Regions from separate parts of the Homo sapiens genome. Here all the other regions are linked to region 3. Evidence: chromatin loops called from intact Hi-C (ENCODE). Cell type or tissue: B cell. All regions are shown on one strand. Links, peaks and the distances in the headings refer to the core of each region. The heading gives the core; the rest is flanking DNA. Region 1 has its middle 120 kb from the start of MIR629. Region 2 overlaps LOC101929129 (a long non-coding RNA gene). Region 3 has its middle 43 kb from the start of MIR629.

Region 1 (6,110 bases), core at 559-5,558, 77 kb after region 3:
ATATATTAACTTCACCACCTTACATAGGTGAGGTTTGTGGCACTCCAAATCAATTGCAATAGTAACATCAAAGATCACTGAATACAGACCACCATAACAGATATAACAGTACTGGAAAAGTTTGAAATATTATAAGAATTATTAAAATGTGACAGAGATACAGGAAACAAGCACATGCTGTTGGAAAAATGGCGTCAACAGACTTAGTGGACACAAGGTTGCTACAAACCTTCAATTTGCAAAAAGCATGCTATCTGTTAAGTGTGGCTTGGAAGGAAGTTTTCAGAACTAAGAATTTTGAGGCAGAAGGCAAAGTGCTCTGGGAATTCCGAAGGGTACCAGGAAGCACTCTCTCCCACAGAGCACCGTCCAGCACAGGCTTGCTGCCCTCCCTCCCTTCCCTCTTCTATTCATTGACTTTTGGACTGATTTTTTTTTTTTTCTAAGTATTTTTTTTATTATACTTTAAGTTTTAGGGTACATGTGCACAACGTGCAGGATAGTTACATATGTATACATGTGCCATGTTGGTGTGCTGAACCCAGTAACTCGTCATTTAACATTAGGTATATCTCCAAATGCTATCCCTCCCCACTCCCCCAACCCCACAACAGGCCCCGGTGTGTGATGTTCCCCTTCCTGTGTCCATGTGTTCTCATTGTTCAATTCCCACCTGAGTGAGAACATGCAGTGTTTTGTTTTTTGTCCTTGTGATAGTTTGCTGAGAATGATGGTTTCCAGCTTCATGCATGTCCCTACAAAGGACATGAACTCATCCTTTTTCATGGCTGCATAGTATTCCATGGTGTATATGTGCCACATTTTCTTAATCCAGTCTATCATTGTTGGACATTTGGGTTGGTTCCAAGTCTTTGCTATTGTGAATAGTGCCGCAATAAACATACGTGTGCATGTGCAGCATGATTTGTAATCCTTTGGGTATATACCCAGTAATGGGATGGCTGGGTCAAATGGTATTTCTAGTTCTAGATCCCTGAGGAATTGCCACACTGACTTCCACAATGGTTGAACTAGTTTATGGACTGATTTTAATTTTCATTATTTTTTTCTTTTGAGAAAGAGTCTCACTCTGTTGCCCAGGCTGGAGTGCAGTGGTACCATCTCGGCTCACTGCAATCTCCACCTCCTGGGTTCAAGCAATCCTTGTGCCTCAGCCTCCCAAGCAGCTGGGATTACAGGTGCGTGCCACCATCCCTGGCTAATTTTTGTATTTTTAGTGGAGATGGGGTTTCACTACATTGGCCAGGCTGGTCTCAAACTCTGTCCTCAAGTGATCTGCCCACCTCGGCCTCCCAAAGTGCTAGGATTACAGGCCAGAGCCACCACACCACACCTGACCTGGACTGATTTTTAAAATTGTGGCAAAATATACATAAGATTGATCATTTTAACTGTTTTAAGTGTATAGTTCAGCAGCATTAAATACATTCACATTGCTGTGATTCCATCACCACCATCCAGCTCCAGAAATTTTTAATCTTCCCAAATGGAAACTCTGCACCCATTAAGTATTAGGTTGAAAGTAACGGCACCAACCTAATACTAACTTCACAACCCTTCTCCCCAAAGCCCCTGGTAACCACTGTTCTACTTTCTGAATCTGTGAATTTGCCTATTCTAGACACTTCATGTAAGTGGAATTTATTGTATAATATTTGTCCTTTTGTGACTGGCTAATTCCATATAGCATAATGCCTTCAAGGTTTGTTTGTGTTCTCTCTTGTAGTATTTATTGTACACCTGTTCTATGCCAGGTCTACACCTGGGCTTAGGTACACCAAGGAGGTGAGATATGGGGCAGGTAGGTAAGCACCATCAGCTGAGACATCCATTACTGAGTTCATACTAACAGAGATTAGCCTATCACAGGCTTCCCAAGCTCATGATTAACAAAGAGGCAAAGAGACAAAAGGGAAGATTTGGTTGAATAGAGAGAGTGAAGAAAGCTGGAACACTGACTAGGGAGAGGAAGGCTTGGGTGGGATGGAATGGAGATTAATTTTGTTAATCAAGACGTCCTGAGTACCTTCAGGAATGATGGGTGGTTAGGGGATGGTGGTGTAAAATCTTGCTTAGGATCAAAAGATGTCGTGGTGGAAGGGGGCTTAGGAATAGGTGACTACAGTCTCATTATGCAAGATTCAAAGACGCAATGCACAATTCTTACTTCAACATCTACGAAACAAAACTAGTATCTTTTCTAGAGGTTTCCACTGCTGTCAGTTGGCATGGATCCTTTTCATTCTTTTTCTCTGCTTTTCCATATATGCATATGGACACATAGACATCTATATGTTTCTCTCTGTGTGTGGGTTTGTGCATGCTTAGACCTAAATGGAATCATACTGTGTGTGAGTTTTTTTTGCAACTTTACATTTTCACCCAATAGCGTATCTGGAGATCACATCATAGAGGTGCTTATAAAGCTACTTTGTTCTTTTTAAAGACTCCATGTTATGAACATTAGTTTGGATGTTGGTTTGGCTGCTTTTACAAAGACCAACTTACAGAAGCTTGCACAAGGTAGGAGGTGGTTTCCATGTAAGTGCTGGAGCAGGCAGTGATCAGATGGGTAGGCAGCTCTGATGACTCCACCACATCATCTCAGAGCCAGGCTCCTCCTCCCTTGTTGCTTTGTCATCTCTTAGGGTGTTGTCTCCATTTGCATGACAGAAACTAGCTCCCCACCCTCAGAAAGGGGAGCTTTTTCCAGGCCCTGGAAAAGAGGAAAGAGGAAATGGAGGGCAAGTGTTTTCCTTTCAAGATGTGACCCAGAAGATGCAGCCATCACTCTGCTTACAACTCATTGGCTACTCTTGTGGCTGCAAGGGAGGCTGGGAAATGTAGTTTCCAGCTGCACATCTACAGGCCCATCTCTTCCTAAAAGCCAGGGAAAATCAACATCAGGATCACGGCTCCTCCCACCGTGTGTATGCATCCTCATTTACTAAGCCATTTCCCTATTGGTGGATCTTTAGATTGTTTCTTACTTTTTGCTATGGCAAGCCTCACTGCAGTGACTATCCTCGTTTGTGCTGTTTTTTGGTACACAAGAGTTTCTGAGACATCTGAGGCCCAAGGAGGTGGAGTAACTTGTCCTGATTCACAGGCTGTTTAGGAAAAGTGTCGGGGGATAACTAGGACTTTTGATTCCCACACCCGGGATTTTAATATGACCATACTTTCTCTCTCTGGAGGAAGAGTGTTGTTTGCTCCTATATGGTACTCTAAAGAGCTATTTCTCAAACTTTAATTTGCACATGAATCACCTGGGGGTGGGGGGTCTCATGAACATGCAGACTGTGATTCAGCAGATCTAGGGTGGTGTCCCTGATTCTGTCTTCTTAAAGAGCTCCCAGGCAGTGCAGATGTTGCTGGACTGTAGACCACACTCTGAAGACCGGGGTTACTTCCCCTAATTCCTCTTCTCATCAGAGAAAGACAACACCTTTAGGCAGAAGTTTCTTAACCCACTGACATCAAAGAGTAGACCACAGGAGGAAATTCTCTGTCAAATGATGCATAGACCCCAAGGACTGGGTGATGTCACCTCAGGTGACCCGGCCTCCCAAAGTGCTGGGATTACAGGCGTGAGCCACCACACCTGGCCTCCTTGAGGATATTCTGATGGGTGACTGGCTGCCCCGTTGAGGCTACTGACCAGAGATGGGCCAGCCCTCAGGCCTGTTGGGCCCTGAGGCAGATCTCAAGGGACTCCAGGCACATTCTGGGAGCTGCTGAAGCCCTTGGAAAAAATTAGGTCAATTCACCAGTCTGGGCTTGTTTTGTCCACCACTGTCCCACCAACGTGTGTGTGTGTGTATGTGTGTGTGTGTGAAGAGAAAGCAGAGAACCCAGCAGGCCTACGGCTTTTTGCACACTTGTTTCTTTGTTTTCATCTGTTTGACTATTATTTTTAGCACCCAGATTACCTGAGAGGAAGGGAGGAATTGGAGGAGAGGGGAGAAGGTGGGAAGGAGAGAACTACCACGGATCTGTTATTCCACGCTCTGCCCACCTGTGCAGGGCCTTAGGCAGTGGCAGATTGTGGTCTGACCTGCTCAGGTTCTGGTATGGACTTCCGGGGACATGGAGTTGAGTTCTCAGTCCACAGGAGTAGACCAGAGTGATCTACATGGTAAGAAAGCCCTTCCAGCAGGGGTCAGGCCACTCAGAAGTAAGAGTCCCTGAGAAGGTGCCCCTGGAGCTGGTTGTGAGCTCCCTGGTGTGTGAAGCCTTCCCCAACCATTCCACCTCCCTGGAGATGCCTGTCTCCCCTGAGTGAGGTGAGGGCGATGCAGTTCTCAGCTGCACCACTTAGTAGCAGAGTCCTTGGTCAAGATACTTAATGTTTCTGGGCCTCAGTTTTTTAATGTGTAAAATGGGGATGTATCTATGCCATGTGTTTTTTGTCTTGTTTCGTTTGAGCATTAAATGAGATAATACATATTTAGAAAAACCAGAATAATGCCTGATCCACAGAAAACATTCAATACCTATGAATTATTATTATTATTATCATGCATGGGACATTCAGTGTGGGAGTGGGGCCTCTCCATGTATTGTAGGAGAAAGGGTGCTGATTGGGAAGATAAAAGACCTGCATTGCCTCATGGCATGGGCTGCTATGATCAAATCTATTCTCTAATCCAGTCCTCAATTCCCTCACCTGTGAAATGGGAATACTTACCTGGCCAGGTGAGTACTGAATGGTACCCAGAGGAATCAAATGCAACAGGGGAGGCATCATTTTGCATATAAAGGGCTCTGAACATGAAATAGAGGCTGAAGATGGTGACGACACACTCCTATCAGCAACTTCCTTTGTGGTTGGGAAAGGTGCCTTTTTCATCACTTCTCCTCCAATTCCAGCAGCAGCTTGAGGTCAGCAGGTTTTGCTGCCAAGCGTGCTGAAGCCCAGGTGTGTGAACTGAGGGCTGGCGTCTGTCTTGGAGCATTTGGACATGTGCTTGGCCACGTGGAGATGGGTCAAGGGAGGAGCGATGTATCAATAAGTCAGGAAAGGAAAGATGAGCAAAGCCATTCAGGTGACACCACCCTTGACAAGGACAGCAGGAGGGGCTGGCAGGGTGGGGTTAGGTCAGGAGGGTCAGTTTGAAGTGTGTCGTAAACCCTCACCATTTGGACACATACACACTCCACTAAAAGTGTTCAACCAAGTTTCTATCTCTGATGTCAGCCCAAAGGGCCCTGGTTGACCAAATGCTTTGCTTTATAAATGAGGAAACAAGCTTGGATAAGGTAATGACCTACCTGTGTCCATATATCGGGCTAGAGACAGAAGTCAGCTCTCCTGAGCCCCAATACAGTGTTGTTTTTTTTTTTCAAGCATTTTGTATTTCTTGGCTACACTTGATGCCCACAGTGTGCAAGGCAACCTACATAAAGGGATTTATTGGAGAGCAGAGCAATCCTTACGTGGCTGGGGCAAGAGGGGCCTTCAGCCATGTGGGGCCCCTGTGCCACTGTGGACTGATCATGCAGGCGACTCCCTGACATGCCACTGGGCACTGCTGCTTGCCCCCCAGTGTCCTGTGGCGCTGGTCTGAGCTCTGTGGTTGGCGCCACCTGTGAGGGTCAGGTCTTCTAGCCAGGTGACTGGCAACTGGCACAGTTAGTGTCTCATTCCTCAGCTTGTGTGAGAAGAGGACATGACTCTTACAGCAAGGCAGAATGTTTCCTCATTGCCCAGTAACTGACACAGCCACAGCCTGGAGAGCCTGGGATGCTTTGCAGCCCTCCAGCCTCCAAGAGCACGCTGCATGCCTGCCTGGGTTGAGTCCCGGCCTTGCCTGGTGGGCCACCACTATCCCGAGGCCTCAGCTCGTGACCCTTTTGTGCCAACAACATCACTTCTCCACTAGCCTGGTGCTGGGCTGAGGAACTTAAAACAAGTCCCAGTGGCAATGCGTCCAAAAGGGATGTGTGACAAATTGTACCATGGTATGTCATGTTGACATTGACTGACAAGGGCTGTGGGAGGTGACAGAACTCACAGCCACCGTGGAGCCTGGGCTCCTCACACAGAGCCATGTGCACATCATCCAACAAGGGCAGCAGTGCCCCCA
Region 2 (6,110 bases), core at 718-5,717, 55 kb after region 3:
CTTTAGTGAGAGGAACTGCAAAGTCCTGGGGCAATGGCTGTGGATATGGGGTGGATGTGTGCAAACTGTCTGGGCCATTCAAGCAGTCAACCTACTATACTAAGATCAAGACTTCTTCAAATGCAGCCTGCCATAGCAGAGGAAAAGGTTGCCCTTAAAATCTGGCTTCTTTATTAACTTTTGCCTGTATTGGGGCACTGCTGAAATAGTACAATACACGGTAAAAGCCTGTGGGGACCGTGTAAACTGACAGCTCTAACCTTCACCCTGTCTGCTGATCCTAAGCTCATAAAGGGCATTCCTTGGGATGTTAAAAAAGCTAGATGGTTGACTGGCTTACAAGAAAACCTGCCAGGTCCTCTCTGTTGGGAAGCCTCTCCAGGTTTTTCTTGAAGTCTCTACTCTGTGGAGCCAGACCCTGCCTTTTGTTCCTGGACCTAAACTGGGGGTCCCAGAGCTCTGCTAGGCAAGGGCAGGCAGCTTGTCTGGTCATCACTTTCCTGGTAAGCAACTAGAAGAGCTTGCTTTCCCTCTCCTGTTTACCTCCTTCAATTATCCTTGGGTCACTTTAACCCAAAGGAGTGACTCTAGGGGTAAGCATTTCAGGTTGGGCTTGTGCAGCCGTTCCTGGTCCCCAAACCCCATCTCCTGTCCCACTCTCAACCAAACACTTGGGCAGCTTTTCGTTATTTCAGACTTAGTATTTGTCTTTCCCAAGTGGAGCTGAGTGGTATTTGAAATGGAACCAGTGTCTTGCCTTGACTGCAACGGTGGAGTGGGGATGATATGAGAGTCTCCCTCCTAGGGGTGCTCCAAGGTTTAGAGGAGCTGGTGCTCACTGTAAGCTCTTGAGAAATCCGACTTCTACTGTATTCCTATAGCTGTCAACTGACCTGTCTCCCTGCTTCCTCGCTTTCAAAGGAGGCTGGCTCACATAAATTCGTCTTTTGTCCCTGGTGTTTGGCTCAGGCTGTCCCACCCTGCCTCTGCTCCTCAGAGTTGACTCCAGCCTGACACACCTCTCCAGAGTCTTAGCTGCCTCCAGCCCTCTCCCTCCCATCTGTGGGGTCACCCCAACACCTAGGAGGGGAAGTGCCCTGCTCATTCCCAGAGGGGCTCCTGTGAGCATAGCCCTGAGCAGGCTTTGACCCCTCCATGGAAAGGAAGGGGCTGACTACCTGCTGGGAATTCTATTTCAGGCTCGACCCCAGGGCTGGTCCTCGGAAAGTTTGCTCTCCTTGAAGTCTCTTCCCAATTCAGGGAAGGAAGACTTGGAAGTTATGCTTCTCTCAGACAAGTACATTTGTTAAGAAAGATATGGATGAGGAAAGGGTCATTGTTCTTTGAAAACAGGAATAAGTGAGGCAGGCTCTCAGCAGCCACATCTGTGCCAGACCTAGAGGGGGGAAATGCCACTCTGGAAAATGCAGAGCCCTGCTGGTCTGAGTGCCGTGGCTCTGGGGTAGCGAGGACTCCTCCCTGGCAAGCACCTCCTCCCTGGGGAGCACCTCCTCCCTGGTGAGCACCCCCTCCCTGGTGAGCAACCCCTCCCTGGTTAGCACCTCCTCCCTGGGGAGCACCTCCTCCATGGTGAGCACCCCCTCCCTGGTGAGCACCCTCTCCCTGGTGATCACCTCCTCCCTGGGGAGCACCTCCTCCCTGGAGAGCACCTCCTCCCTTGCAAACACCTCCTTCCCTCCAGGCCAGGTTCCTTCCCCATAAAATGAGAGCTAGCACCAGATCATTGCTTCTTAACCCAAAGAAGACTGCAGACCCCTAAAATGCCTGTGATCTTTACTGGAGACACAGGGTAAAGGAAAAGGAGAGGGTTTCTGGCAGGCCTGGGTTCAGGGAGCAGCCAGGAGCAACCATTTTGGGGCCAGAATGTGAGGGAGGCACAGCAGGGCAAAGGGGCCTGTGGGCAGGTGGGCAGGATGGGCCAGTGGCCCAGACACCTGCAGAGGCCATCCAGTTCTAGATTTTATGACTTTATCTTTCAATCCATTTAATGTTTGCTTTTATTATTATCAATAACACGAATAAGAGCTATGATATATTAAACACTTAATAGGTGCCAAGCAGAATGTTAAGCACATTGTACCCGCTGCCTCATTTTACTATCATGCCTTCTCCATGAAGGCATGATTCATATTTCTATTTTATAGCTGAGTAGATAGGTTAGGTAATTTACCCAGCATCAACCCTGACTAGTAGTCCCAACAAAGCTGGGAATCAAACCCAGGACTTACCTAGGGCCAAAGTATTTTACCTGGTGGGATTTCTATGAGCCAGGCCTGGGCTGGGCAGCCTGGAACACAGAGAAAAGGGAACACTCCCCTACAGCTGTGGAGGCTGAAACTCAAGACCTGTTCTAAATGTCACAATGAGGTAGCAATAGAGGACTATGGGAGTTTCAAGGGCTTGGGGACAATTCAGAGGCTTCCTGGAGGAGAGGGCATTTAAGCTGGGCCCTAAGGGAGAAGAATTTCAAGGGTGGAGGGAAATTCTAGGCAAAGGCACAGCTTTTGTGGAAAGCTAGTAGGTGTGAAGGTTGCAGAGCATGGGCATGGTTTGACCACATGTGGTTTACTCTTTTTTTATTTTTATTTTTTAATAGAGACTGGGTCTCGCCCTGTTGCCCAGGCTGGTCTTGAACTTCATATATGTGGCTCATGGCATATTTTGGTTGGAACATCGTGTGCAGAGGATACCAATGGGAAACAGCCTGGAAAGTTAGACTGAGGCCATAGCGATGGCAGCCTTGAATGCCAGGATAAGGAGCTAGGCAAAAGACAATGGGAAGGGGACAGGAGACTAGAGAATTTACTACTCAATTCTGTGCTGTAGAAGAAGTGAAAAAACAGATACCGACAGCCCTAAACCTCAGGGAGTACAAACACAGCTGAGAAAACTTTAGAGAAAACCTAAACATATCGTGAAGTTGCTTGTGTGTGTGTATGTGTGTGTGTGAATGACTCCATCTGAGAGATTTGAGCAAAGTCCATGAGATGGCTGGGAAGGTAAATGACCAATTCCTTTCTAACTTCAGATTTCCTGTTTGCAAAACCTCACCAACATATCTAGAAAACCTAGAAAACATTAGGCTTCTCAGCCTGCACAGAGCAGCTTACAATGTTTATTCATGAATGAAGAGTTGGGTGCCCTGTTGTTCCTGGGTGGAGGGGAGACAGTTCATCTCCAAATGGCTCAGCCTTGGGCTCCACTGACTACACATTCTCTTTGTTTGTAGTAACAGCCATGCACTCTGTGCATATGCATGGTATCACCTGCAGATGTCCCAGTTCCTGACGTCACCCTGGCTGCAGAGCCAGCCTCAGGCCGAGCTGTGCAACCAGGGCAGAGGGAGGAAGGGGCGCTGCTGACCTGGACAGGGCTGAGTTCCAGTCCGCTTCCGTCACCACACTCCCACTGTTGGCCTTGGACAAGCCCCCATCTCTCTGCAGCAGCCCCTTCATTCCTACCTCCTTGAGGGGCCTAAACTGGATCATCACTTCTGGAAATAGCCATTCTTGTCCCACCTTTGAAGGTGTCATTTCTCAGCACCCCAGACTATTAGTCAGGGAATGTTTTCTTTGAATTGACTCACTTTTAAAATACACCATTTATGTCAACTTACCATTTCTGTACATGATGCACCATTTGCTATAAAGGGACATTGAAGTTAAAACCCATGAAAATAGTAAATGTTCACTCTTGTACCACCTAAAGTCAGGGTACATGCCTGCCATTGCATGAGTGCACACCCCCAGGGGAAACCTGCGTCCTGGAGCCAGGCGGCTTCTCAAGTATGACTGTGCGCCGGAAACACCTGGAGACCTTGCAAAAATGCAAATTCAAATTCAGTAGGTCTGGGTGGGGTCTGAGATTCTCTGTTTCTGACAAGGTCCCAGGAGATGCCGATGCTGCTGGTCCACAGACCCTACTTGGTGTAACAAGGTCACATGGGTTGTCCAGCTCCCTATCGTGGGGGCAGGGCAAGAATGTCAACAGAAACACAGCACCAAGTCCTTCTGAGAACACGGGACGTGAAACACAAAGACCATGTCTAAAGATTCAAGCAAAGGCTTCATATCAGAGGAAAACTCAGAGAGCTATTTCACCTTTTCTCCCAAATATACATTTACTTTATATTTACTTTATGCACTTAGAACTTTCGGCATCTCTGTTTACTGCTTCACATACCTCCCCACCTCTTCCCTAATGCAAAGACCTGAATCTGGAAAGCCACATCTGTTGGGAGCTTCGTCAGAAATCATGCTGGCCATGCTTGCAGGCTGGGTCCAGCTCTTGCTGGGAGGTGGAGGCCAGGGCTCTGCATAATGGCATCTTCGGGGCTTTCCCTTCTCTGACCTCCTGCCATGCTCAGACAGAACGACACGCCATCTGCTGACTCACCGTGGCTTCATGCATTCATGTCCTGTTTTCCCAGGTGGTCACAGCTCTAGGAGGAGACAGTAAGGGGTGACTGGAAGGGGAGGGGAGTGAGATTGCCCCTCTGGGACCCACACACACTGAGGACATGATGGGCTCTTGATAAAATGTCACATGAGCCCAGGACAGTTAGAGAGGTTGGCTTTATAAGTGGTACATTATTTATGATGGCTTGAATGGGTCACCCTTATGCCCATTTTCTGGAGGGAAAAACTGGCTCCAGATAATGCAAAGTCATGCCCCTATGGCGTCAGTTGCAGGGCTCAGAAGTCCTCTCTTCCAACCCAGTTGCTGGCAGGTCATGACCACAGGCCACCCAGCCATTCCTAGCCTCCCTGGTAGAATTCAAGGCTGCCTGTATTGTGCATCTGCTGTGTCCATGGCACTCAGGGAGGATAGTAAAGGCAGGGCCAGAGGGGAATGAGGGGGACTTGCTGGGGAGCATGATGGTCACGTGCTAAGCAGAGGCCTGACCTGAGACCTCAGGGTGGCATTCCTTTGGGTACTACAAGGGCTGGAAAAGGCCTCTCCCCTGCTTCAAGCCCAGCCCAGCAGGTAGGTGGCCGAGCCAGGCCCACATGCTGATCTCTGCTCTCTGACTGGTGCAGTTTCCTTTGTGTTAGATCATCAATTCCTCAGCCTTCTGTGGCTTCTGTGATTTCCAAAGAGCTTGCCCTGATGCTGAAGCCGGCCTGGACTGGGCATCAAGAGGGTTTCAGCCTGATAGCCAATGGCCGGCCGCATGACAGCGAGAAATTGGCTTCTCTCTCTGGGCCGTGGTGATCTTCAAAGTTTCTTACAGCACTAGAATTCTGCTCTTTCTTTGCATTACAAATGGAATACATACTTGTGAACATTTTCAACAATATAGAAATGTAGAAAGTAAATATAAACAAACAAAAAATGAAGTCATCATCTTCTTATTGCTGCTAGAGGAAGCCATTGTGAATAGTTTGATGTGTTTCCTTCCAAATGATTTTTTCTCTACGTATAAACATAAATAAGCATATGTAGGTTTATTGATCATCTTAAAATTTATTTTTTTCACTTAAAATACTTTCCTGTGATCTTCCTGTGCCATCATATATAAATCTACTTTATTATTTTGAAGTAATATATCTTGGACATTTTTGCATCAGTAGATCCTTTTCAATGATAAATAGCATTTTGTATCATGGATATGCATAATTTCTTTGGGCCTTTATATTATTTCCATTTTTTTTGCTATTATAAACAATGCTGAAATAAACATCTTTTTACATGCATTCTTACTCACATGTGAATATGTTTCTTTAACATGAATTCCTGGAAGTAGAACTGCCAGATAAAAGAACACACACATCCAAAATTTTGAAAGATGCTGTCAAAATCACCCTCCCAAAATACCAGTTGTCTTTCCTCTCTACAGCTCGGGGAGCAACATGTTTGCATTCACCTTGATTGAGCCTGGATTAGGTGCATGTAATGTTCCTATTGCATATGAGACAACAGAAGCTTAGAGAGAACAAGGGAGTGTCTCGAGGTGCTACAGAAGTGGGGGCAGAGCTAGAATCAAAGCTCTGTGCCCCATACCCAAGTCTAGATGCTCTGCAGCTCTGACATGATGAGGTATAGTGGAAAGAGCTCTGACTTTGAGGTCCAAATGCTTGAGTTTGAAA
Region 3 (6,110 bases), core at 615-5,614:
CAACTCAGGGCTAATCTTCTTTTATCTATACCCCACCCATCTCTACCAGTCACCACCACTGGAGTATTATGTAGCAAATTCCAGACATTTCATCATTAAATTAGCACATATTTTACTATTTCCAAAACGTAAGACCTGTTTTGAAAATGTAACCAAATACCACTAAACCTAAAATATAACTTCTTATATCATCAAATATCCAATCTGTATTCAAAGATCCCCAATTGTCTCATAAGTCTTTTTACAAAGTGTATTTATTTGAATTAGGATCCAAATAAGATCCACACAGAGCAAGCAAAATTGATATGTCTTTTAGATTCCTGCTTCATATCACATCCTCTCTCTCATACACATCCATACACACACATATTTATTTACTGGAAAAAAAACCAAATTTGTCCTTAGAGCTTCACATAGTCTGAATTTTGCTGATTGCTAAATTGTAGTTAGATCTTGGAGCTTGATTAGATCCAGGCTTGATTTTGGAGGGAGGCAGAATACTTCATAGATTCATTAGGAAACACATAGCAGCTAGATGCTTCTCCTTTTGTATGTTAGCAGTCACCGATGATCATTGTGTAGATTCATTAACTCATTAGGGGCTACATAAGGGTGATTCCAATTGCAACATTTGCTTGAATATTGTTATAAAAAGAAACTGCCCCACACCAACCATTTGGTTACCTTGAAGTACAGTTCATACAGGAAAGGCAAGATGAATGCTTGATTCATTTGCTTTATTTGCCAATTTTCAAAATAATAAGTTAATTCTTCAGTATCCTCAGCAATTGACCAATGAGGTATTCTTTTTTAAAACATTATGAATGTGTGAATTTAAACATATTTGATATGTTTGAGTCAAGTGGAGTTATCTTTATTGCTTCTGAAATCATCCTACTTGGGGATCCTCTTGAAGATGCCTCCTGAGTCTTTTTAATACGACCATACTAGTCTTTGAGAGCTTCCATGCTTTCTGGTAAAAGACAATGTCCCTGGCTCATCTTGTACATTTTCCATCCTGGATGTGGAGTTGGCCATTTTTTCCAATGAACCTTGGTTCTGTTTAGTGGAAAGTGGTATTTGGAGACCATAATCTGGGTGCTTGGGGTGCTTGATGCTAATGAAATGATCATTGTTTCTGGGCCTTTTCAGTAGCAGAGCTAAGAAATGTGTATGTGCATATTTATATATTTGTTAATATATAAATAGACCGTGAGGTCTACTGAGGCTTCTAATTCAAATTCAGGGTTACAGGGTTTTTTTATTTAACCTCATTGATCTTCTACCTGTATCTCCTTGCTAAGTAGATTAAATTCTGAGTGGTTTACACCTAAGTGAAGATGAATTTCAAATTCTTCCCTTGTTGCTATTCATTTGCTGCTTGCTTCATTTTTCCAACCAACCAACTGTGAATTTCTTGAGGGCAGAGATCAAGTTTGGTTCACTTCTCTATTCCCAGTTCCTAATGGAGTACCTGTCATCTGATAGGTGTTTGGTAAACAGTTACTAAATGCCCAAAAGAATGCTTTCAATGAAAAGTTTCCTTTCCTTAAAAGGAGAAGTAGAGTGAGTAGAATCTGAAAATTTGCTCAGGATTGTAAGCCAAGCATATCGGCCCACACACCCATGCATTAATTCAATAAATATAGACAGAACAGACCCAGTGTTGGAGGCTAGGGGCACGAAATATAGAGGTAAGTGATCTATACCCTCACAGAATGCACTTGTTAGTGGAAAAAACAAATTCTACTAATTAATAATTAGTGGCCTGGACAGCATATTGTGGGGGTCCTCATCGGGGGAAGAGGCAACTCTCAGAAGGGTCAAAAAGGGGAAGTATTCATGAAGGCTTCCCAGAGGAGATCACATTTGACTAGGTGTTTAAGAGTGCATCGGGGTTGTAGGTTTATAGAGGGAAAGGCATTTTAGACATGCCAGTCCCTGAACTGCTTGCCTCTCTGCAGTTCTGAGCTAGTTTGTCCTTGGATGGGCCTGAAGAGTTTGTAGATTCCTTGTGCTAGGGCTGGAGCTACTCCTTAGAGAACCTCTAGTGTCTCCCAGGAGGGTCAGCAGGTGGAGGGAGGGAGGAAGGGAGGAGGGAGGAAGCCCACAGTACTGAATCACTTTGCTGAATACTGCACAGAGAGGCCATCCCTCTGTGCAGGGCACTATTTGGAAACTGCTGCCAACTGCTGTGCATGCACTATGTAGATCAGCTTGTTTGTCAACGAAAGTAATTTGCATTCAAGCTTGTTTGGGGACACACTCCCTAGTCTCCAGGAAGCCCTAAGGACAGATGTTACCCAAGACTGCTACTTGACTCACCATCACCTTTCTATCAGTGTGAGGCACCCTCCTCTGGCCCTGCTGGCTCAGTTCCAGGAGGCGCAGGTGTTCAGGCCTCTAAGTCCTACCCACCAACATGGACAGAGCTACCTAGACCTACGCAATCAAAGAATCGCAGTCATCTAATGATATTTGCCCTGGTCTAGAACCCACCAGCCTATGATTTACCTCATAGGTTTAAAAAAATAAGTTTACTTTTTAAAGCCTAAATGTAAAGATTTTAAAAGGAAACTTTATATATTATCATAAATAAAATACCAATATTCCTTACCTTAAATTTAAAAGTCTGCATACTTGTAAATGCAATGAAAACAATTCTAAGTAGCTGTACCTCAAGTTCTCACTCCTTCCTTGTTAAAAAAGGGAGATGACCCAGTGTTTGAGAGCTGTGTTGGACATTCGCACCCAAATGAAACCTGCGCCTTGTCCAAATCAGAAATGATTGAATGAGAATTGGGAAGAGAATAATTTCCTGCTCTGCAGCCCATGGTTTTCAATGCCTCGTCATCTTTCTTACAAAACTCTCCTCTGTGCCACAGCTTGGGAAAGCCAGATCTAGTCCAATATCTTTGTTACAGATGGGGACACTGAGGCCCAGAGAACACAGTGACTTGGAATTGAAAGTTTCATGGAAGCAGGACCTCTGTCAAGCTCAGTCCCTCTGGTATCCCCAGTGCCTTGCACCGTGTGCAGAACGAAGGAATGGGTGACTTCACACAACCTCGAGTCGAGACTGAAACGAACACCCAGGCTTCTTGACTCTTGAGTGTTTCTGTGTTGCAGAGCTCCTCACCCCATCCCCAGCCTCCACCACCCCTCCTCAGCTTCCTCTTTCAGTTCTTCTTGGGGAATTCAGGGGATTGTGCATCTTGAGCAGGGCCATGTGGCCCTGCCTGGATCTCATTCTTTCTCTGCTATCTGCAGCTGGTTATGTCCTAGTCTCTAGGTGGCCTGACCTGCGATGTGCAGGGGGAGAGAGAGGGCAACTGCCTCCCTCTTCCCTCTTTCCTTCGGCCTCCAGTCAGCAGCTCTGAGGGTCCATTCTGAGCCATCAGCCCTGCCCTGCCACCTGGGGTGGGAGAGCTGGTGAGCACAGAGTGGGGTCGTATGGGCAGGAACTGAGGGGCTCCAAATGGATGTGGGGAGAGGCCCGAGCCGGCAGGAGAGTGGCTCCCGTCCCTTGAGCTTCCTGCCCTAGCTTTTCACTCTGAGGACACTGATCTCTGCCCCATCTGTGGGCTCTGTTCTGCACTCACCTGAGCCAGGCCTCGTGAGACAGTTATTGTGTCAGGTCCTGTCTGGCCATCCTGGCACACAGTCATTCAGCCTCTATCCAGTCAACAAACATTTCCAGAGACCCACTCGGTTTGGGCCCCAGACTTCAGAGATGAACAGGACCCAGCCTCTGCCCCCAAGCTGCTGCCAGGGTTGGGGGTGGGGAACGGCCCCATCCCCAGATGACCCTAATATTCCATGACCAGTGCTCCTAGGGCACTAACTGGCACAGGGGCATGGAAGTCCAAAGGACAGGCACCCACGGGCCCCCAGGGCCAGGATGGCTTCCTGGAAGAGGTAAGGTCTGAGCTGCGCTCTGAAGGATGAGGGGGATGAGGAAGGCCATGGAGGAGGGGCAGTGTGGCATGTGCAGAGGCTCCTGAGGGAGGGTGAGGGTGACAGGAGAATGCTGAGGACTGAGATGGACTCTGGGGGAACCAAGGAGCCTCTGACAGTATAACAAGGAGACTCTGGGTGGAATTCGGCCATTGGGAAACAAGCTCTACTTGTGGTGTCAGGGCAAGGCAGAGAGGAGGACGCCAGGCAGCTGGCAGCGTGGGCACTAGCACGGTGACGGTAGCCTCAGAGCATGGCACAGCCAGAAGAATGTACCCAGTGCATAACCAGGGGAAGAGGGGCCTGAACCCATCTTTCACCTTCCATGTCCCACTGCTGCTCAACAGGACTCAGAGGGGAGACTCTCCCAGATGGGAGACCAGCTACATCTGCTGGTCCATTGAACAGGTGCCCTGTTTCCTGCGGCTGGCAAAGCTGGAAGCCTAGTGTTCTGGGATGGCCTGCGTCATTGCTACCCCTTGAAAGGCAGCTTACCCTCCCCAACCTTCTACCTTGTGGTAGCACAGATGTCAGCTGTGGGCTTCTGCCTCCAACCCTTCCCCCTGAGTTTCTCTTGGTCACTGTGGCCAGAGCCCACCTGACACAGGCCAGCCATCTCTCCCCCACCCGTGACATTCCCCCAGCAGCCCTGCCCTGTGCCTAGTGCTCCATGTATTGCCCTGTGGGCCCTCCTGCCACCATTCTTGATGCCTCTGGGCCTCCAGGGTCTCAGGCCTCACCCTGGCCAACTTCCCTCTCCCTGTAGTCCAGAGTGTCCTCAGCTCCCTGCCTCCCTCTCTGCACCATTCCCAGAGCAGGCCTAAGTTTTGGCTGTGCCCCAGGATTACTGGGTGTGATTCTTTGCGCATCTGTGCCTCAGTTTCCTCATCTGAAACAGCGGGGTGGAAACCAGACGTCAGAATCCCACCCTCTGCCATGGTGGGCCCAACCCAGAACAGTAGCACCCTGGCCTCCCCACAGCCCCATTCCAGATGCCGAGTTTCGGGGGGCGGCCAATTCTGCAGGGAGGGGTGGCGGCTGGCTTGTCTAGCCAGCGCTGCTGCTATCCCAGTCCCAGCCCGAGGCAGCCCATCTCCGCAGCTCTCTGCTCCACGGTCCACCATTAGCGCGCAGCGGCCCTCGCCCCTCGGGCGGCCCCCGCACTGAGCAGATGGCAGGGGAGGCGATCGGCCGCGTCAGCTGCTGTTATCTCTCGCTGATGACACGGAGTGTAAATTTTGTTGGCAACACTCCCTCCTGCCTCTGCATGCCACCAGCTTTAATCACTGTAATTGAGTTATAATGAATGATTGTGTGTTCGCATTGTCTGAGCCAGGCGCAGCCGGAGCGAGTGAGCGGGGCTGGGCCCGCCCGCCCGCTGGGGTAGGGGGTCCTCCCTGCCCCGGGGAGGGGGCATCGCCTTCCCCCGCGCCTGGGGCGCTGGGCCTGGGCTTTGCCACTGCCCTGGGCTCCCTTCCCCCAGCATGGAGGCGGCCACACACCACAGCAGGGCTTAGTGCTTGTTTTTCCCTTATTATCATTTTCAAGTGACACAATGCATTCAGGAACATTGTGGAATATTTGGGAAATTCAGATAAGCCAAAAGAAAAGGAAAAGAAGAAAAGGAATGAGAATCACCGAAATCCTGCCCCTCGGCGATAACCTCCCTGCCCCACTACTTTACATTTTGGTGAATATTCTTTCAGACGTTTTACCACGCCAATGGAATGACAGCCGCTGCCTCCCGCACCCATCCCTGTGCGTCTGTGCCCGGTGCCTTACTACAAGCCTAGCCTCACTTGACCTCCAGAGGCTGATCCAGGAAGTGGCTCCCAATTACTCCCATTTTACAGAGGAGGCAACTGAGGCCCAGGGAGCTCAATGGACCTCCCAAACACAAGCAACCAGCTAGTGGGCTGCCCTGCTTCAAACCCGGTGGGGGCTGAGTCTGTTGGCCCCCTCCTAAGTATGCAAATAAAGTAAATTTTGAACACCCTTCTCTGTGCTTTCTCCAGTCCCCTGGTGCCCAGGAGAAAAGCAAAATTGTCTCTCGAACTGTAATGTTCTTTTTCGTTACAACATGACAGTGTCCATCCAGGGAGAGGGAATGTTGGGACTAGGTTTGCCTATTTCAGGAGAGTAGCCACCAAGTC

Evidence for each region. Hi-C counts contacts between places; a loop is a spot of excess contacts. Peaks named below come from ENCODE experiments on the same cell type or tissue, not always from the same donor. Only the 100,000 strongest peaks of a DNase experiment are listed, where the experiment ranks them.
Region 1: it touches region 3 in a loop (2.7-fold over the local background); 2 of 110 quality-filtered maps call a loop at or near these places.
Region 2: it touches region 3 in a loop (8-fold over the local background); 4 of 110 quality-filtered maps call a loop at or near these places.

What each region holds. Positions count from the first base shown.
Region 1 is chr15:69,955,439-69,961,548 of GRCh38, reverse strand. No RefSeq gene overlaps it. Among named protein-coding and RNA genes, the nearest start is that of MIR629, 120 kb to the left of the region's middle. In B cell, for the core only: no CTCF peak of the experiment used is centred there; a DNase peak (open chromatin) is centred at 3,488.
Region 2 is chr15:69,977,728-69,983,837 of GRCh38, reverse strand. The region is part of intron 2 of LOC101929129 (a long non-coding RNA gene); the gene reads left to right. Among named protein-coding and RNA genes, the nearest start is that of MIR629, 99 kb to the left of the region's middle. RefSeq lists enhancers at 3,524-3,583, 4,414-4,473. In B cell, for the core only: CTCF peaks have their summits at 3,255 and 3,459; DNase peaks (open chromatin) are centred at 3,367, 3,857 and 4,347; H3K4me3 peaks cover 1,389 bases; H3K27ac peaks cover 2,033 bases.
Region 3 is chr15:70,032,928-70,039,037 of GRCh38, reverse strand. No RefSeq gene overlaps it. Among named protein-coding and RNA genes, the nearest start is that of MIR629, 43 kb to the left of the region's middle. RefSeq lists enhancers at 1,900-2,009, 3,153-3,282, 3,373-3,472, 5,582-6,110. In B cell, for the core only: no CTCF peak of the experiment used is centred there; DNase peaks (open chromatin) are centred at 1,607, 1,767, 2,337 and 3,167; H3K4me3 peaks cover 1,186 bases; H3K27ac peaks cover 2,667 bases.